Regions from separate parts of the Mus musculus genome. Here region 1 is linked to region 2. Evidence: chromatin loops called from intact Hi-C (ENCODE). Cell type or tissue: left cerebral cortex. All regions are shown on one strand. Links, peaks and the distances in the headings refer to the core of each region. The heading gives the core; the rest is flanking DNA. Region 1 overlaps Sbf2 (SET binding factor 2). Region 2 has its middle 43 kb from the start of Wee1.

The links. A loop is a pair of places that touch in the nucleus more often than their neighbours do. Peaks named below come from ENCODE experiments on the same cell type or tissue, not always from the same donor. Only the 100,000 strongest peaks of a DNase experiment are listed, where the experiment ranks them.
Region 1: it touches region 2 in a loop (2.2-fold over the local background); 12 of 42 quality-filtered maps call a loop at or near these places.

The regions. Positions count from the first base shown.
Region 1 is chr7:110,420,060-110,430,382 of GRCm38, reverse strand. Sbf2 (SET binding factor 2) reads left to right here. Exons shown (of 41, transcript NM_177324.2): 14 at 1,991-2,195; 15 at 7,829-7,938; 16 at 9,442-9,591. It also overlaps the pseudogene Gm9064. Among named protein-coding and RNA genes, the nearest start is that of Gm32861, 140 kb to the right of the region's middle. In left cerebral cortex, for the core only: no CTCF peak of the experiment used is centred there; no DNase peak of the experiment used is centred there.
Region 2 is chr7:110,159,889-110,170,211 of GRCm38, reverse strand. No RefSeq gene overlaps it. Among named protein-coding and RNA genes, the nearest start is that of Wee1, 43 kb to the right of the region's middle. RefSeq lists an enhancer at 3,891-7,403. In left cerebral cortex, for the core only: CTCF peaks have their summits at 5,249 (motif pointing left), 5,897 (motif pointing right) and 6,951 (motif pointing right); DNase peaks (open chromatin) are centred at 5,268 and 5,880; H3K4me3 peaks cover 1,288 bases; H3K27ac peaks cover 623 bases.

The DNA of each region.
Region 1 (10,323 bases), core at 1,577-9,576, 260 kb before region 2:
TTCAAACAGTCTCATTTCCATTGTGTCCTGAGAAATGCTAACTGTATCCTCTGCCCTAATCCACCTTTTTTTTTTTTTCTGGATCTGAGCCATATAACCAGAAAAAATTTTGGGGGACAGTTCTAATAGATGGTGACAGTTGACCATTTTTAACTGACAAGAGCATGTTATAGGATACAAATGAGTTTAGTCTACACCATGAATAGCATAGGTTCAGTGGAAATAAGGAATTTTCTGGTGGCAGAAGGATAATAAATGCTAGAAGTGGTCTAAGAACAGTTGTAAAGCAGCCTTCCCTAGAGAACTTTATAGAATACATGAATTCCACTCTGCTCAGGATTTGAAATAGAATCCTCCTTAAACTGATGCTAGATAAAGTTTCACACAGGCCCTAAGAGTATTTAAAAATATTAGCTGATGGGGTTAGGGTATAGCTCAGCGGAAGCATATAGAAAGCCCTGCGTTCAATCTCCTACCCCAGAAACTTTCAATTAACTAAATTATTAGTTTGATGTATGTCAAACATATCATACTTGATAGATGCAGTGGAAAGTAGTTTAGTGCCTTCTGCATGCCTATCTTTTTCCTGCAATAGGTATAAGACAAATAAAACAAAAACAGCAAAAACACAAAATAAAACACTAACTTTTTAAAATGGGGCTGGAGAGATGGCCCAGAGGTTTAATTTTCAGTATCCACATCAGACAACTCATTAACACCTAGAACTGCAGTTCCAGAATAGTCAGTACCCTCCTCTGGCCTCCTCCAGCAGCTCTATACAAGTGTGTGTATGCACACAGACACACACATGCATAGTTATGAAGAAAAATAAAATGTTTAAGTTTTTTAATTTAAAAATACCTTTTAAACCAAGCAAAACATCCGCTTTTGTGGTGCTTCATTTTAGAGAGACGAGGCTGGACAATAGATAAATCATAGTTTGTAGAAAGGTTTCACATATTAAAGAGAAAAAATATAAAGAAAATAAAGATGTATCGAGGGAGACAGTATAATTTTGGTAAAGTGTCCATAAAAGATGTATATAAGAACTGCAACTCCAGAGGAAGCAGAGAAACATTTCAGACCAAGGGAACAGCTGTGTGTCAAGGTCTTAAGGCAGCAACAGGAGAGCCTGTGAGCTTCAAATCGAATGGATGTAAATTATAGTTGAATAGAAATGCTACATCTTGCAGTCTCATTAATAACTTTGGGTTTTACTCTGGTGAAGGGGCTACTTGAATGAACAAGGTTGTGTGGTGATTTGTCATATTTTAATGAGATCACTGACTTTACTGTTGAGAGATGGAAAAGGGCAGAGTCAGGGAGACCAGTTGTACTGAATAGTCTGAAAGCTGTTAGCTTGAACTAAAAGGAGATGTAGGCAGATTATAAATCTACTCTGACAGTGAAATCCACAAGGTTGATAGAAAAATGGATAATTGTATGTTAGAAAGAGGGATTAGAGATGACCAAAATACGTATTCAGTGATCTAGACTGAGAAAATAGATTTCTAAATAGATGACATTGTTATTTTAAATCTTAGTGGAAATACTTTGTTGTACATAGTTAAATAGAGGACTACAGAATTGAAGAGAACATTCAGATTGAGAGCATTGAATCATTGATGTCTTTATGATAAAGAGCTAACAAACTGGAAGTAATCTCTAAAGGAGTCATGTGTCAGTAGAATAGAGGCCCAAGGATCAAGCATTGGGGTATTTGCATAATTAAAAGGTGAGAAGATGCAACCAGATCTAAAACCAAAGCAAGGTACCTATCTGTTCACAGAAGAAGACAACCAACTGTCTGAGATACTGCTGGAAGAGCTTGGAGAAAGAACCTGGTATTCTGTATACTTTGGCATGTATATGAATGTACACACCTGTTTGATTTTAGTGTGTCCCTCTGTGCTCTTGTATTCTTCCTATTTTAACAAAGTTATGTTAAATATGTTAACTTGGATAATTTTTCTTCTGTGTGATGTTACAGGAGAATCCAAACCCTCATATGGCATTCCAGAAAGTTCCACGTCCAACAGAAGGATCCCACTTGAGAGTTCATATTCTTCCTTTTCCAAAGATTAATGAAGCCCGGGTTCAAGAACTAATACAGGAAAATCTTGCTAAGAACCAGAATGCACCTCCTGCTACACGAATAGAAAAGAAATGTGTAGTGCCAGCAGGTCCACCCGTTGGTATGTACGTGCATGTGTGCATGCATCCATGTGTGCATGTGTGTGTGTACTTGTGTGTGTATATGTGTGTGTGTGCGTGTGTGTGTACACACACGCACACACACACATTGCTCGTTTTAAAAATGAATCTTTTATGAGACAGGAAGCGACATATTCCTATAATCCCAAAACTTGGGAGGCTAAGGCAGGAAGATTGACGCAAGCTTTAGGCCAGACTGAGCTACCTAGGGAATACAACACCCACCTAGAATATCTCTTTCAAAATAAGATTCTATCTAAAAACAAACTGTGTGTCCTAATGAAATACAAGACATATCAATGCAAAGCATATAATTTTATAAAATGATCAAGCTCATAAACTAGAATCAGAGTATTATCAACAGAAACTACTCCATCCACCCTTCCTCCATAAAACATGATAAACTGTCAAATCTGTTTCTTTCTTAAAACAATTTATTGAGCTTAAAGTAGTTTTTTTGTACTTCACATACTGAAATTCCTACGAATATACAGTGCAGCAACTTTGCAGTAACTTACAGTTTACTCTATCATCACGGTTTAGTTGAAGAACATTTTCTTAAGCCATTGTTCTTTTGTACCCGTCCTCAATGATTTCCTTCTTCCTTCTAGAACTACCTTCTCTCTAGGTTGGAGAGTAATCTCCTTCCTGGTTTTATGGGTTTGCCTATTGTGGACATTTGTATAAATGCAGTTATGTACCATGTGTGCCTCCATGACAGGCCTGTTAATCTAGAATAATGTTTTCAAAGTTTTTATGGTAGCATATGTAACTATGCCATTGGTTTTTGTGAACGAATAATATTCAACAATAAGGGAAATGCATGTATATTTGACCTTTTTAAAAATATTCATGAGGAGATGGACATTTGAGTTGGTTTTGCTTCAGGAGTTTTATTAATAATGTTGCTATGAACATTGATATGCAACTTTTGTGTAAATATACTTTTACTTCTCTTGAGTACATTCCTAAGAATACTCTGTTTTAAGGAGCTGGCGCTCTTTTCCATAGAAGGTGCCCTACATTACACTCTACTAGCAATGTCACACGAGGGTGTGACACCTCCCAGCACCAGAGTACTAAGCAGCTCTTTGTTGCCTTGTCTGCATCTTCTGTTAATGTCTATAATGCTGGCTACTGTGGCATACACCCTTAGCCTCAGCAGCCAGGGAACGGAGACTGGTAATTTTCTGAGTTTGAGGCCAGCCTGGTCTACATAGAAAGTTTTAGGGCATCTAGGGCTACATCATGAGTTCTTTCTTCAAATAAATAAAGTGTCTTTGTCCACTTTTAATTTGAGCTATTTATTATTGAATTACTAGAATTTTCAATAGTTTTTAGGTGATTCCCTTACCAGATATCTGATTTGTAAATTCAGTCTCCTCTTTTTTCGGACTGTCTTTCTTCCTTTCTTTAAATTAAAATTTTCTTTATTTTTTACTCCCAGTGCCACTATCACAGTTTACTGGGCAATATGCTTGATTGTAATGAAAAGAAAAGGCTACAATAGACAAAAGTCCTCAGGAATGTGCATCTAATTGACACTATATTGCATCAATCAATAGCTGCACTTTTTTCAAACTGTGGCCATGACAGTCTTTTATGCTGTGTTTTAAAACCTTCTGCTACCATATCCACCACTTCTACCACCAGATCCATAGCCACTACCATTGATACTGCCTCAAGACTTCCATCAAAACTGCCCCTCTTAATGGGTCCATAATTTGATTGCTTTACCCACTGTAATTTCCAAAGTCATTATAGTTCCCACCAGCATCTCCTTTATTGTAACCATCATATACTCCTCTACCGCCACCAAATCCACCAACTTGGTTTTCATGACCCGGTCTACCACCTCCATAACCTCCTCTACTACTGTAACGAGGAACACCACCGTAGTTGCCACCATCACCTCCAAATCTATTATATCTACCATCACAACCTCCATAACTACCTCTGCTGCCACCACCTCCACCACCATAGCCGCCTATTCCACCAGAGTTTCCTCCACAACCCACGAAGTTGTCAGATCTACCTCTATAATGTCTCTGTGACTCAGCCAACTGCATCTCTTGTTTAGAAAGGGCCTTTTTATCAGCCTCCAAATGTTGACACCATTGCATAAACTAGCAAGATTTTGCTGAAAGGACCCTGATATAGCTGTCTCTTGTGAGACTATGCGGGGCCTAGCAAACACAGAAGTGGATGCTCACAGTCAGCTATTGGATGGATCACAGGGCCCCCAATGGAGGAGCTGGAGGAAGTACCCAGGGAGCTGGGGGGATCTGCAACCCTCTAGGTGGAACAACAATATGAACTAACCAGTACCCACCCCAAGAGCTCATGTCTCTATCTGCATATGTATCAGAAGATGGCCTAGTCGGCCATCAGTGGAAAGAGAGGCCCATTGGTCATGCAGACCTTATATTCCTCAGTACAGAGGAACGCCAGGGCCAAGAGGTGGGGGGTGGGGAGTGGGTGTGGGAGGGTGTGGGAACTTTTGGGATAGCATTGGAAATGTAAATGAAATAAATACCTAATTTAAAAAAAAAAAGAAAAGAAAAGAAGAAAGGGCCTTTTTCACTTCATAGTTCTGCCCTTAAATAGTGTGATGTTTCTGAACAACAATTTTATCTATCATATCATAGTCATCAAAAGTTAAAAAAGCAAATCCTCTTTTTCCTACTCTGCCTGTCTTCCATAACCTCTATAGTTTCAATCTTGCCACACGTTTCAAAGAAGAAAGATTCTTCTTTGAAATTTTGTTCTGTATCTATTAACCAGCATTTTTTTCTTCACTGTTAAATGGATACTCAGCTTTACAGAATCCTCTCTAGAAACAGCTCTCTGGTTCTCCCACATCCCCATCAACCTTATGTGTGGCTGAGCACACATTGCACCATCCACCTCTTCAGCACAAAAGTAGGTCATAAAACCAAAGCCCTTAGAATGTTTTGTTTGGGGACACTCATTACTGCAAACTTTAGTGAGTGTGCCTCATTCCTCAAAATGTTCTCTTAAGCTATCATCCGTAGTTTCAAAGCTCAGATCACCAATAAAAGGCTTCCTCAACTGTTCTGAGTCCTTTGGATCATGGCCCTCCATTTTGAGACTTAACCTCTTCCAGCTCATGTTCAGTGAGACCAAGAAAAAGAGGCAGGTCTGGAGGTTAGTTCATATTGTTGTTCCACCTATAGGGTTGCAGACCCCTTCAACTCTTTGGGTACTTTCTCTAGCTCCTCCATTGGGAGCCCTGTGTTCCATATTATAGATGACTGTGAGCATCCACTTCTGCATTTGCCAGGCACTGGTATAGCCTCATACAAGACAGCTATAACAGGATCCCTTCAGCAAAATCTTTCTGGCATTGTGCAATAGTGTCTGGGTTTGGTGTCTGATTATGGGATGTATCCCTGGGTGGGGTATTCTCTGGATAGTACATCCTTTAATCTTAGCTCCAAACTTTGTCTCTGTAACTCCTTTCATGGGTATTTTGTTCCCTATTCTAAGGAGGAATGAAGTAGCCACCCATTGGTCTTCCCTCTTCTTGATTTTCTTGTGTTTTGCAAATTGTATCTTGGATGTTCTGTGATTCTGGGTTAATATCCACTTATCAGTGAGTGCATATCTCTAGCTGCATTTGTAGCAGAAGATGGCCTAGTCGGAGATCTCAGGGAAAAGAGGCCCCTTGGTATTGCAAACTTTATATGCCCCAGTACATGGGGAATACCAGGGCCAAGAAGGGGGAGTGGGTGAGTAGGGGAGCAAGGCGGAGGGAGGGTATAGGGAACTTTGGGGATAGCATTTGAAATGTATATAAAGAAAATATCTAATAAAAAAAGAAATGTAAATAAAGAAAATATCTAATAAAAAAGAGGCAGGCCTAAGGACTATCTTTCTTATTCTTTTTTTTTTTCCTTTTTTTTAAAAATTAGGTATTTTCTTCATTTACATTTCCAATACTATCCCAAAAGTCCCCCATCCCTCCCCATTCCCTCTTCTTGACCCTGGCGTTCCCCTGTACTGAAGGCATATAAAGTTTGCAAGACCAATGGTCCTCTCTTTCCACTGATAGTCGACTAGGCCATCTTCTGATACATATGCAGCTAGAGACATGAGCTCTGGGAGGTACTGGTTAGTTCATATTGTTGTTCGACCTATAGGGTTGCAGATCCCTTTAGCTTCTTGGGTACTTTCTCTAGCTCCTCCGTTGGGGGCCCTGTGTTCCATCCAATAGCTTTCTGTGAGCATCCACTTCTGTGTTTGCTAGGCCCTGGCATAGTCTCACAAGAGAGAGCTATATCAGGGTCCTTTCAGCAAAATCTTGCTAGTTTATGCAATGGTGTCAGCGTTTGGAGACTGATTATGGGATGGATCCCTGGATATGGCAGTCTCTAGATGGTCCATCCTTTCGTCTCAGCTCCAAATTTTGTCTCTGTAACTCCTTCCATGGGTGTTTTGTTCCCAATTCTAAGAAGGGGCAAAGTGTCCACACTTTGGTCTTCGTTCTTCTTGAGTTTCATGTGTTTCACAAATTGTATCTTATATCTTGGGTATTCTAAGTTTCTGGGCTAATATCCACTTATCAGTGAGTACATATTGTGCGAGTTCTGGATATATGCCCAGGAGAGGTATTGTGGGATCCTCCAGTAGTACTATGTCCAATTTTCTGAGGAACCGCCAGACTGATTTCCAGAGTGGTTGTACAAGCTTGTAATCCCACCAACAATGGAGGAGTGTTCCTCTTTCCCCACATCCTCGCCAGCATCTGCTGTCACCTGAAATTTTTATCTTAGCCATTCTGACTGGTGTGAGGTGGAATCTCAAGGTTGTTTTGATTTGCATTTCCCTGATGATTAAGGATGCTGAACATTTTTTCAGGTGCTTCTCAGCCATTGGGTATTCCTCGGGTGAGAATTCTTTGTTCCCGACCAGTTTCTCCGCCCTTCTTTCCTCCTAGTCCCTACTCCCCCATCCCTATTCACTCCTCTCCTTCTCTTCAAAATATCAGCCAGCCTTGGCATATCAAGTTACAATAAGACTAGATCTTTGAGGCTAGACAAGGCAGCCTAGTTAGGGGAAAGAGTCACAAAGGCAGGCAATGTAGTCAGAGACAGCCACCTGCACCTGCTGTTATGAATCCTACATGAAGACCAAGCTTACAACTGTTCCATATGTGCAGAGGGCCTGGGTCAGTCCTGTGCATGCTCTCTGGAGGTTCATGGACTGTCTGTCTTTAGTGATGCTTGTCTCTTCTTCCCTAGCAATTGAGGTGGATGTGTTAAAGTCTCATGAGAGTGGAGCTGTTTCCTGTTTTAGCTCTAGTTTAGTATTCTGGGTGTATCTTGAAGTTGATTTCTTAGATATGTACATATTTGCAAGTGTTATACTAGTAACTTACCTCTTCATTGTTAGAAAATGTGAGCTAAATTGTATATACTCCAAAGGAAAAAATAAATTACTTTAAGACTATTAGCATGACCAATTATACTATTTTTTCACTTGTTACATTTATTTTAAGTTTTTTTCCCCAAGGATTTGAAAGATTAGCCTAGTCAGTGCATAATTTATGTAGTTCTAATTTATTTGTGTTCTCTTTATATTCCTCCACTAGTTTCAATAATGGAAAAAGTGATAACAGTTTTTAACAGTGCACAGAGACTGGAAGTTGTTAGAAACTGCATCTCATTCATATTTGAAAATAAAACTTTGGAAACTGAGAAGGTAATAAAACATTTTCCTATTTATTATTTTCCTTTTAGGCTTACATTTTGAAGTTATCAAGTGGTATCTTCTCTAATTCTCTTTTGTCTCTAAGTCACTTTAATGACTTAAATGAACAGTGTCTATAATTTAGACTATAGTTTAAATATATGCCTACAAGAAAAGTTTTGTAGTCATTTATCTACGAATTTTTGTTACAGAGATTTCATATTATCTTTTTTATATCTCTCTCTCTGTGTGTGTGTGTGTGTGTGTGTGTGTGTGTGTGTGTGTGTATGTGTGTGTTATGTGTGGGGTGTGTGTGCTGGTGTCAGCAGATGCCATGCCACCAGAGCTCCCAAAAAGTGGGAGTTATACTGTAAAGAGTCACTTGATGTGGGTGCTGGGAATTGAACTTGTATCTCTGTGTAAGCAGTACACAGTCTTACCAGCTGAGCTGTCTCTCCAGCCACTTTCTCTCCAATTTAAAACCAAAGCTTGGTTCTTTAAAACTTTTTTCACATACTCTATTTTATATATAATTTCATCTTTTGCAAGGAATCTAGTTAAATTGTATAATGAATACTAGAAACTGATAATAAAATTTAAACGTGCCTTTGGGTTTTCTTGCCTTCTGCAATGGATCATGCTGAACATGACATAGCCTTTTCTTGGTGACTCATGGTCACAGTTGTCAACATCTGCTGCAAGGGGTTGGTAAATATGTACAGTTGCTTGCTACTTACTATACAACTAACCCATCATCCCTCACTTTTTCATGTTGAGCCTTTTGTTGTTTATTTGTTGGTTTGGTTTTTGCCTTCAGCTTCTGCATGCTGTTTTCTTCTGATTTTGATTTGTTTTGGTTCGGAGTTTTGGAGACAAGGTCTCACTCTGTAGTATTCTACATTGATGTTGTGTTACTGATCCTCCTGCCTCAGCTCCTTGGAATACAGGTGTATGCCGCCATACCAGGCTTTGCATGCTGATTTTATACCTGCTTCTATTGTTGTTGTGCCCCATTGCTCTGACAATTTTCCTTAATTGCTTATTTGTACCTTTGTTCTATACTTTTAGGATTTTTTAATTAAATAAGCTCTGTTACAAAATGCAAATGAGCAGGTTTATATAGTAAATTAGGAAGCCATTTCTGAATGTTCTTACAATGAAAGCAATTTTCTCATTAAAGATAACATCCAAAGATGTCTAAATGTCTATAGCTTTGTGTCACGATCTAAGCAGCAGTCTATTTGGTCACTGAAGTTCTGTCAACTCCGGGGAAGGAGGGGTGAATTTAATGTTTTCTCAGTCTGCATTACAAGCTACTTGTACTTGTTTTTCTTACTGTCTTATAAATGAACATATAATTACAATTCTGTTTTACAATTGGTCTTAATAGTGAGTCACCCATCCCCTAAGAATTCAATTCTGGTGACTTTGTTAAATACTTGACAGGACATATTTGAATTTTCAGTGTGGTTGCTTGAAGGTTCTTTTGGTCACATGGAATTCTCTTGTTCTCAGACCCTTCCTGCTGCCTTGAGGGCCCTTAAAGGAAAAGCAGCAAGACAGTGTCTCACTGATGAACTGGGCTTGCACGTTCAGCAGAACCGGGCAATACTGGACCATCAACAGTTTGACTACATAATAAGGATGATGAACTGTACTCTACAGGTAATCTTGAGTGATTTTAGATTATTCCCATTTTGCAAATACCTTTTTTCCCCAAAAGATATATTAATTACTGAACTATCAATGTCTTGAGGCTGCTATGGCTAAAAAAGAGCTGAAATCCATGGAGTCACTTGCTCCTTAGCTGATGTAAATCCTCACTTCTTTGTTCTTTCCTTGTTTTCTAGTGACAAATACTTTGTTACTTTACTGATTTTATAATATGAGCAATATATTAAAGGCCCATAGTCGTATATTACCAAATTTTATACTTATGTCTGTTAATGTAGTTTTTGGCTATTTTATTGGGTTTTAATGTTTTATTACACCCTAATCAAACCTTCAACACTAGGTAGGAGAGAAAGAAGGTTAGAGGGAAAGGGAACATACATCTCTTTGGACTACTTCCTACTGATTAGGATGTTGAGTCCCTTGAGGCAAGTCCAATCTTCGTCATCAGAATACCTCAATTTCTTCTCATCAAACCACAATAACAACGACCAGGAGCAGCACGGGGGCAGCAGCCTCCACAGGCTCTCAGGGCCTGGCTGTGCATGAAGCAAATCATGACACCTGCTGTTAGGTGGCCTCTTATCCCACATCTGGGACTAAAACAAAAACCTATTCACATAACATAACTGGGTTTTTTAAGAAACCAAAATTCTCTCTATATATGTCACTCCCTTTTCAGTTTTTAGATGTTATTGAAGCAGAGAGGAATTAATAACGAGCAAT
Region 2 (10,323 bases), core at 1,438-9,437:
CCTGTAGCAGCGTCGTTCTTCCTGGCCAGTTGAGCGCGCGCAACACTCTGATTCTTCTTTTTGTTTTTTTTTTAAAGATTTTTATTTTTATTTAATTATTTTATTTCTTGAAACAGGGTTTCTCTGTGTAGTCCTGGCTGTCCTGGAGCTCGCTCAGTAGACTAGGCTGACCTTAAACTTGGAGATCCTCCTGCCTCTGCCTCCCAAATGCTGATATTAAAAAGCATGAGCTATTACCACCCTGCTAAATTTTATTTTTAAGTGTGTGTGTCTGTGTGTGTGTGCGTGTGTGTGTGTGCGTGTGTGTGTGTGCGTGTGTGTGTGTGCGTGTGTGTGTGTGTGTGTGTATGTGTGTGTGTACACGAGTACAGATGCCTGTAGAGGCTAGAAAGGAGCATTCAATCCCTGGTGCTAGAGTCACAAGTGAGTTGAAGGCACCCAACATGGTTGCTAGAAACCTAACTTGGGTCTTCCAACAAGGACATTATGTGCTCTTATCTCCTGAGTCATCTCTGAAGGCTCCCCGCTCCTCCTTACCTAAACTGACTCTTTTAAAAGAGTACAGTTAAAATATATATATTAAAAAATATATATCTTGTGTAGCCCAGGGTAGCTACAAAATTGTTATATAACAGAAGCAGGCTAGCCTTGAACTTCTCCTCTGAACTTGCCTCCATCCCCCAGGAGCTGAGATCATAGGCATGTACCTAACACCATGCTGTCAGCTGCTGCAAATCCTTTCCTGGCTTCTTCATATCCAAGTAAAAGGCCTCATCTCTCTCTGATCATATCCCTTCTTCCCTCCTGTTCTGGCCCACTCGACTCCTGTTACTCTGATCGCCTCCTTCTGTTCAAGGACATTCCTACCACAGGGCCTTTGCATGTATATCTCCTTGTCTAGAAGGCACTTTCTGGAATTTATTTAAGTGTTTCTCTTACACTTCCTGTCTTTATTCCAGTGTCACTTTATCAAAATGGCCTTCTCAACCACTTCACACACAAAGTACATTTGGCCATTCACTCTCCATTGTCCTGCAGTCTCCACAGTAACTAAGACTTTGTCTTATCTGTTTCTATATTCTTTTTTGTTGTTGTTGTTGCTGTTGCTGTTTTTCGAGACAGGGTTTCTCTGTGTAGCCCTGGCTGTCCTGGAACTCACTTTGTAGACCAGGCTAGCCTCAAACTCAGAGATCCGCCTGCCTCTGCCTCCCAAATGCAGGGGTTAAAGGCGTGTGCCACCATGCCCGGCGCTGTTTCTATATCCTTGAAGCAATTTCTGACATGTAGTTGATGTTCACTAAATAGCTGCTAAATGGATGAGTGCAACAAATGCAGCTTCTGTAGAGAGTTCATCATGCCACCAGGAAATGGCCTAAGAAAAGAAGAGGTTGCTGTGCAAATGCTCTTTATCAACACACACACACACCTCAACCTGAAAGCCAGGCAAAAATGTACAGGGAAGGGAAATGATGAAGCATGTTGCATGGTGGAACAGTATACAGCTATTTAAAACACTAAATCTGAGGCCGGATGGAGCTGGGTTGGAAGAGTAGCTTGAAGGTCTAGGTTCAAGTACCAGCACCACGCAAGCTGAATGCAGTGGCTACTCCTGCAGTCCCAGCACTGAGGGAGTGGAGGCAGGAGGATCAAAAGACACTCAAGGTCACTTGTCTCTTCAGGGTTTGAGGTCATCTAGGGATGAGACCCAGTCTTAAAACCAATAAGTAGCTAGAGATGGTGCCACAAGCCTTCAGTTCCAGCACTAAGGATGCAGAGGCAGGTGGATTTCTGTAGCCAGCCTGTCTACACAGAGACTTCCAGCTAGGGTATACAGTGAGATTTTGTTTCAAAAACAAGTAAACAAACGAAAACCAAGCCGCTTACGATAAAGACAGAAAAAATGGGGACAGTGGCCGGGTGTGGTGGCTCACGCCTTTAATCCCAGCACTCGGGAGGCAGAGGCAGGTGGATTTCTGAGTTCGAGACCAGCCTGGTCTACAGAGTGAGTTCCAGGACAGCCAGGGCTATATAGAGAAACCCTGTCTCAAAAAACCAAAAAAAAAAAAAAAAAAAAATGGGGACTGTGATGATGGCTCAGTGGGTAAGTGCTTTCTGTGCAAGCATGAAGTTCTGAGTTCAGATCCCCAGGGACCCTTGGAAAAAGCTGGGTATGGGAACAGGCATGTAACCCCAGGGCTACAGGAGCACAGAGAGGGGTGGGTCCCGGGGACTCCCTGGCCAGCCAGGATAGCCAAAACTGCAAGCTCCAGATTCAGTAGGAGAATTTGTGTTTAAATGAATGAATAAATATAATGTAGAGGGACCTTAACTTCAATGCTCTTACAATCCCGTGCATACACACACACACAAATGCTTGCAGCATCTTTTTTTTTTTTTTAATTTATTATATGTAAGTACACTGTAGCTGTCTTCAGACACTCCGGAAGAGGGCGTCAGATCTCGTTACGGATGGTTGTAAGCCACCATGTGGTTGCTGGAATTTGAACTTCGGACCTTCGGAAGAGCAGTCGGGTGCTCTTACCCACTGAGCCATCTCACCAGCCCCCGCTTGCAGCATCTTATAAAGAGGTAGAAACTGGATTGGGTAGTAGTGGCACACATCTGTAATTCTCGAACTCTGGACGCAGAGGCAGGCAGTTCTTTGAGTTCAAGGCCAGTCTGGTCTACAGAGTGAGTTCCAGGGCAGCCAGGGATACACATAGAAGCCCTGTCTTGGGAAAAAAAAGAGATAAGAGACTGTAAAACATATTTGTTCTTTACGCAGAGTTATGTCCCCCTATAATTTAGCAATGCAAAGTAAGCCTTCATAGGAAAACCTATGTTAAAACAACGCTGTTGGAGCTGGAGACACGGCTCAGCTACTCAGAGCATTTGCTGATCTTGCAGAGGACACAGGTTCCATTCCCAGCAACTACACAGCTGCTCATACTCATCTGTAACTCCAATTCCAGAGAAACCAGCACTCTCTTCTGGCCTCCAGAGCCACCACGTACACACCCACCATGTCCATAGCCACCACATACATACACAGCACTTACATACATGCAGGCAAAACACTCGTACATATAAAATAAAATCAGCCCGGCAGTGGTGGCGCACGCCTTTAGTTCCAGCACTTGGGAAGCAGAGGCAGGTGGATTTCTGAGTTCAAGGCCAGCCTGGTCTACAGAGTTAGTTCCAGGACAGCCAGGGCTACACAGAGAAACCCTGTCTCAAAACACCCTAAATTAATTAATTAATTAATTAATTAATTAATTAATTAATTTAATTAAATAAAAAGAGCCGGGCATGGTGGCGCACGCCTTTAATCCCAGCACTCGGGAGGCAGAGGCAGGCGGATTTCTGAGTTCAAGGCCAGCCTGGGCTACAAAGTGAGTTCCAGGACAGCCAGGGCTTATAGAGAAACCCTGTCTCAAAAAACCAAAATAAATAAATAAATAAATAAATAAATAAAATAATAAAATAAACAAAATTTAAAGTAAAAAACGAAACAAAGTTCTCGTGGTAAACTTATAAACGGGATTCAGTACCTTTCCTTCATGACTAGAACAACCTGTGTTCTCTCTTTTTCTGTGCCATAAAAACGGCACATTTTTAATCCCCCAGGTACTCTGAGGAAAATCCCAGCACGGTGAAGTCAGCACTCAAGTTTCCCCAGGGACTCCCATACAAGGAGGTGAGGAAGGGTCTTAGCAGGACGCGTGCAAAAGAACCATCCCGGCACCGAAACTGAGTGGTAAGTGAGGCATAGAGCATTTGCATGACTAACGCAGGGGAAAACCCACCAGAGAGCCATTTCTATTTAAATGCTAAAAATGCAGAAGTGCATCTACTTGGGCCTAACATGGCTTTAAAAGGAAACAACCGTGCCTCTGGAGTTTTCTGGGTGGAGATGGGGGCCTTCTGTAAAGAGAGAGAGAAACCCAGGCCTAGTGACTTTGCATGACTCCTCCTGTAGAGGCCAGGCAACACTCCAGGTCTCAGGGCAGGGGGTCCTTTTCTGCAGAGTCCTGAATTTATAACATTGATTTTATTTCCTTTCATTTACTATTTATATGTAAGAAGCAAGGTCTCAAAGTAACTGTATAACCAAAGAAGACCTTGAATTTTGGATCCTCCTGTATCTATCTCTCCACTATAGACATGAGCCACTACACCTGGGTTATGTGTTATGGTCATACATTCCTAGCCCAACATTGATTTGAGATTTTTTTTTTTTTCCTTGAGAGTCTTATTATGTAGCCCTGGCTGGCCTGGAACTCACAGGGACCCATCTGCTGGCCTCTGCCTCCATAGCTGTGATTGAAGGAAGGGCTATGTGCAGCCTGCATTTCTGTTTTTTAAGACTTATTTTTATTTTTAACGTATGTGTGTCTACACTAAGGCTAGAAGAGAGCATTGAATCCTATGGAGTTGGACTTACAGGCAGTTGTGAAGCGAGTGCTGGGAATTGAACCTGGGTCCTCCGGAAGAACAGTAAGTGCTTTAATCACTGAGCCATTTGTTCCGAGCCCTGGACCCACAAACTAAACTTAAGAACTCTTTGGTAATCAGAAAAACTACTGGACTTCCTTCCAAAAACACTGCACGTCTGCCTAAAAGTTGAAACAGCTCACCCAGTTTCATGAATAACCCTGGATCCTAAAATGTTCTACTTGAGTCAACCCCCAGGTTAAGGACCCCTGGTAGGCTTGAATAAACACATCTTATAACACATGCTGCCTTCAAAGCCTGTTTACAGACGGTGATAAATAAGAAAATAAATAAATAGGAATTCATTGAAAAGAACTACTGCCTTCAAAGACTAGTTAAGTCTGTTTACTAGAGGTGGTATACCTGGGCAGGGTTGGGAAAGGTGATTAGTGAGTCCTTTAGTCCAACAAGCAGTATCCTAGATCCGGGGCTCAAGAGCTTCAAGGCCAGAGAGACAATGGGACTTTGAGGGATTTGTTCTGAAACAGGATTCACTGTAACTCAGGATAGCCTCAGATTCTCTATGTAGCAGAGGCTGGTCTTGACGTTTTGTTTCACCAAACGCTGCAACCACCGTCAAGCTTACCTGTCTCTAAATTGTGGTCTTGGATTGATTCTGACTGAATTTCCCAGACGCGGGTTGTCAGGGCATGATCAAGGGAAACCCAGGCCACAGGTGCAGTCCCTGGGTCACCCAGGAAGAGCTTGCGGAATGTCCTGTCTGTGAGTGCCCTCTGCTGGGAACGCTCGGTCCCGCTACGGGACTGCGGCTGCGCACTGGCACCACGGGGCGGCGCAGACTTCTTGGGTGTAGTGCATAACCCAGCGGACTGCCTAGCCTCGGTAACTCCAGTAATGCTCTCTAATATTGTTCATCGTGCCTTCCCTCCGACCCCTCAGACCCTCTGCTTCTCATCATGACTTTGACCACCAAACCGTACTCTAGGCTCCTAAGGCTAGTCGTAGAAACATCGGAGCACCCGTTGCATATATGAAACATGTTTCTCACGACTGAACCGAGTGTTTCGATTATAATTCCAAGGCAGAAAAGGATGCAGGCACGTCGCGGCAAAGAGAAAATGGACACCTGGGTGGTGAGGAAAAAACGGGAGCGCCCAGAGTCTAGCTCCGCACAGCGACCTCACAGTGTTAAGTGCCCGGTACCCTGGATTTAGCAGGGCCAGCCCACTCTGCAGCAAAATTAAGCAAAGCCAATTCCTCCCTGTGTTGGAGAGTTGGCACCAGTGACGCTCTAGACTTGAGCAAAAGGACGCCTGCTAAAGCGTTGATCAGGGTTGGGGCCCTTGCCTAGCAAGCATGGGGCTCTGGGTTCCTAAGAAAACTGAGCCCAGGATGTGAGCCACGTGGTGGCTTTTGTCCGGTCTTCCCGGGACCACGGGCGCCAGCAGGGGGCGAGACGTTCCTTTTAACCCCGCTCAATTGAAGTTAAAAATAGAAGCTGAGTTCAACTGAAAAGCATGAGACAGCAAACGTAGAGAAACTTGATCAGGCCGATATGAAGTAACATTTCCAAATACGGCAGTAAGGGCATGAGACAGAGCAAACGTGGAGAAACTTGATCAGGTCGATATGAAGTAACATTTCCAAATACCTCAGTAAGGTAAGCAGCTTCGGCAGGAGCGCTGCTCTAGGAAGTGAATGAAAACTTCGAGGTGTAAAAAATGTTAAGTTCCAAGTCAGACATCAAATGAACTTTCAGGGATTAAAATGGTAAATGTTTTAAAGACAAAGACACGCAATATCAATTAGAGTAAACGTTTTATCTGTGGATAAATATTGGAATTCTCCAGCTTTAAATAACAAAATATTACAAGGGAATTCAAAACCATGAACACTAAACAGAGTTTTAAAAAGTAATAATAATAGCCTGAGAAAAACTGTCTCCAACAAAATTCAAGCTGAGAGTATCTCAAATGAATAAAACTTTATACAGAAAAACAAACCAGAACTGGGTGGTAGTAGCACGTGCCCTTACAGTCAGCACTTGGGAGTCAGTCACCTTTCTGAGTTCGAGGCCACCCTGTTCTACAGAGTAAGTTCCAGGACAGCCAGGACTACACAGAGAAACCCTGTGTAAAACAAAACAAACAAACAAAAAAAAACTCACAACCAAACAACCCCCCCCCCGCCAGCCTCCTACATAAAACAGATATATTGGTGATAGCCTGTAATCTAGCACCTCAAAATCAGAGAATGTGAGTTTGAGGCTAGCCTGAACTGCACAACAAGACTCTGTCTCAAAAGAAAACAAACAACAAACAAAAACAAAAAAGAAAAAAAAAAACGCTAACAAATCTAATAAGATGGGTGGGTAGCACCGCCCATCTGAGAGGTAGGGCAGGTAATTAGGAGTTCAAAACTGCCACTTTTTCTCCCCTCCTGTATTTTTATTTATGTGTATATGTGTACACCATGTGCATGCAGTGCCCACCAAAGGCAGGAGAGGGCGTTAGAGTCCTCTGAGACCAGAGTTACAGATGGTTGTGCGTTACCAAGTGAGCCCTGGGAATTGAACCTGGGTCATAGGGAAAACTGAGCCGCCAGTGCTCTTAGCAACTGAATCAGCTCTCTAGCCCCTAACGATATGATAATTTTAAAAACAGACTCTTGAGCTATATAGGCCAGAATAGGGCACTGGATTCCCTGGAACTGGAGTTGCAAACAGTTGTTAACTGAGTGTTCTTAACTACTTAGCTTAATTGAAAAGTGGCAGCAGGAAGATCAGGGGTTTAAGATCAGGCACAGCTACAACTACAGTGTGTTCCCAGTCAGCCATCCCTAGCTACACAGGAAATTGCCTGGGGGGATGGGTTATAATGCTTAAGAGTCTGGTGTAGGTCTGCAGCACAACAAATAAACAAAACAAAGTGGAAAAGCAAAGCAAACAAACAAAAACCTGCTGCCCTCCAGCTGACCAGAGTCACCTGAGAAGAGAAAACTTCAGTTGAGAGATTGCAGGTCTGTGGACACTTTCTTTATTTGAAACAGGGTTTCACTATGTAGCCCTAGCTGGCCTGGAACTTGCTGTGGAGACCAGACTGGCCTAGAACTCATGCGATTTGATCCATAAGAGAAGGCTGAGAGAAAGCTCAGAACAGTGCTAGATGAGACATGCTACTAGCATCTGGTTAGGCAGGGTAGGGGGTAATCGATAAGATGAGATCTGAACTAAGAGACAAAGGAAATGAGCAACAGGTCTACTTCAACCTGAGGGAGGAAACAGAAAGGAACAGAAAATATTAAAATAGCCCTGAGGCGAGAGTGCGCGCCCAGCAGAGCACCCACGGATTCTGTGTGAACTGAGCATACAATAGTACTTTGAAAAACAATCATAAATTCATTAGGCTAAACTGATATAGTCAAATATCTAATTTTACCTTAATAAATTTAATATAAACAACCTCAGAAGGAGGTGACTTTGTAAAAGTGTCACTTCACCCAACTCTCTTCCAAAGCTAGAGTCAGACACTAAGTATTAAGATTTCATCCTTCAGGAGCCGGGCGTGGTGGTGCACGCCTTTAATCCCAGCACTCGGGAGGCAGAGGCAGGCGGATTTCTGAGTTCGAGGCCAGCCTGGTCTACAAAGTGAGCTCCAGGACAGCCAGAGCTATAAAGAGAAACCCTGTCTCAAAAAAACAAACAAACAAACAAAAACAAAAAAACAAACAAACAAAAAAACATTTCATCCTTCTACAGTGTACTTTAAATAAAAAATAAATAAATCTTAAAAGGGGGGAGGGGCTGGAGAAATGGCTCAGCGGTTAACAGAACTGACTGCTCTTCCAGAGGTCCTGAGTTCAATTCCCAGAAACCACATGGTGGCTCACAAATACCCGTAATGAGACCTGATGCCCTCTTTTGGTGTGTCTGAAGACAGCTACAGTGTACTTTAAATAAAAATAAATACAAACAAAGATTTTATCCTTAACCCAGGCAGTGGTAGCACACACCTACACACCTTTAATCTCAGCACTTGGAAGGCAGAGGCAGGAGGATCTCTGAATTCAAGGCCAGTCTGGTCTTGTCTCAATAAAAAGATTTCATATTTAATATGCTCAAATGTTTTCTAGATATGAATTAAAATACTATCATAGTTCATAGAGTCATTAAAGCAAGAGTCATAAAGCATTGAGTGGGGCTGGAGAGATGGCTCAAGAGGTTGAGAGCACTGACTGCTCTTCCAGAGGTCCTGAGTTCAAATCCCAGCAACCACATGGTGGCTCAAAACCATTTGTAATGAGATCTGGTGCCCTCTTCTGTTGTGCAGGCAGAACACTGTACACAATAAATAAATCTTTTTTTTTAAAAAGGCCACTAAAGGGGCTGGAGAGATGGCTCAGCCGTTAAGAGCACTGACTGCTCTTCCAAAGGTCCTGAGTTCAAATCCCAGCAACCACATGGTGGCTCACAACCATCTGTAATGAGGTCTGACTCCCTCTTCTGGAGTGTCTGAAGACAGCTATAGTGTACTCACATGTATTAAATAAATAAATTGAAAAAAAAAAAAAAAAAAAGGCCACTAAAGCAGCCAGAAGAGGGTGCCATATATCATGGAGCTGGAATTCCGAGCAGTTCTGAGCTGCCCAGCGTAGGTGCTAGGAACAGAGCCCAGGTCCTCTGCAAGAGCAGCAGATGCTTCAAGCTGCTGAGCCGCTGTCTCTCCAGCCTCTGGGTTTGTGGATTTAAATGCCACTGATACTCTACCAATCTTCAAATAAAATCCTGAACCAACTTCTATCCTGAGCTCCACATTCAGATCCATCTATACACTTGATTTCTAGGGAGATGCCCAACCCCCCCCTCTCAAGTTTGAAAGTCTAAGCTGGACAGCTCAGATAAAGGTATCTGCTACCATGCCTGACCACCTAAATCCAATTCCCATGACCCATGTGGTGAGATGAGAGAGTGATTCCAGCAGGCTGACCTCTGACCCCATACACATTCCATGGGACACACACACATCCTACTCCACTCCATAGCTCTCACACAAGAAATAAATAGACAGAAAGAATTTTAAACATTTGAGTGTCTAAACATTTGAATGAGCACTGTTCTCCATTTGCTGTTCCTGAAACACATACACAGACACATATACACGAGGATGAACATACACACATACATGGGCATGCATTTATATGTGGGGGGTGCTTCTGACAGCAAGTCAATCATTTCTTTGGATCATTTTTTTTAAGATTTATTTATTGTTATATGTAAGTACACTGTAGCTGTTTTCAGACACTCCAAAAAAGGGTGTCAGATCTCATTACAGATGGTTGTAAGCTACCATGTGGCTGTTGGGATTTGAACTCAGGACCTTCAGAAGAGCAGTCAGTGCTCTTAACCACTGAGCCATCTCTCCAGCCCTGCTTGGATCATTTTAACACTTCCCTTTTTTAAAAAAAAAAAAAAAAAAAGGAAAGCACAACAAAACCCACACCTGACACCATAGCCTAGGAAAAACAGTGCAGAAAAGACAGGCAGAAGGATTAGGAGTTCATGTAGCCAGCCTGAGCTACATGAGACTGTCTCAACACACACACACACACACACACACACACACACACACACACACACACACACTAGGGGGCTGACAAGATGGCTCGGTGGGTAATGCATTGTGCTTACTGCCAAGCCTGACAACCTGAGTTTAACCCAGGACCCCACACTATGGAAAAAGAAACTCCCACTGAGAAGTGGTCTTTTCGCCTCTACACCTGCTGCCTGCTCCTCGTCCATGCACATAAACATATAAAACAAAAGTAGATTTAAGAGCAGAAACAAACAAAATCAATGAAAGGACTGGAGAG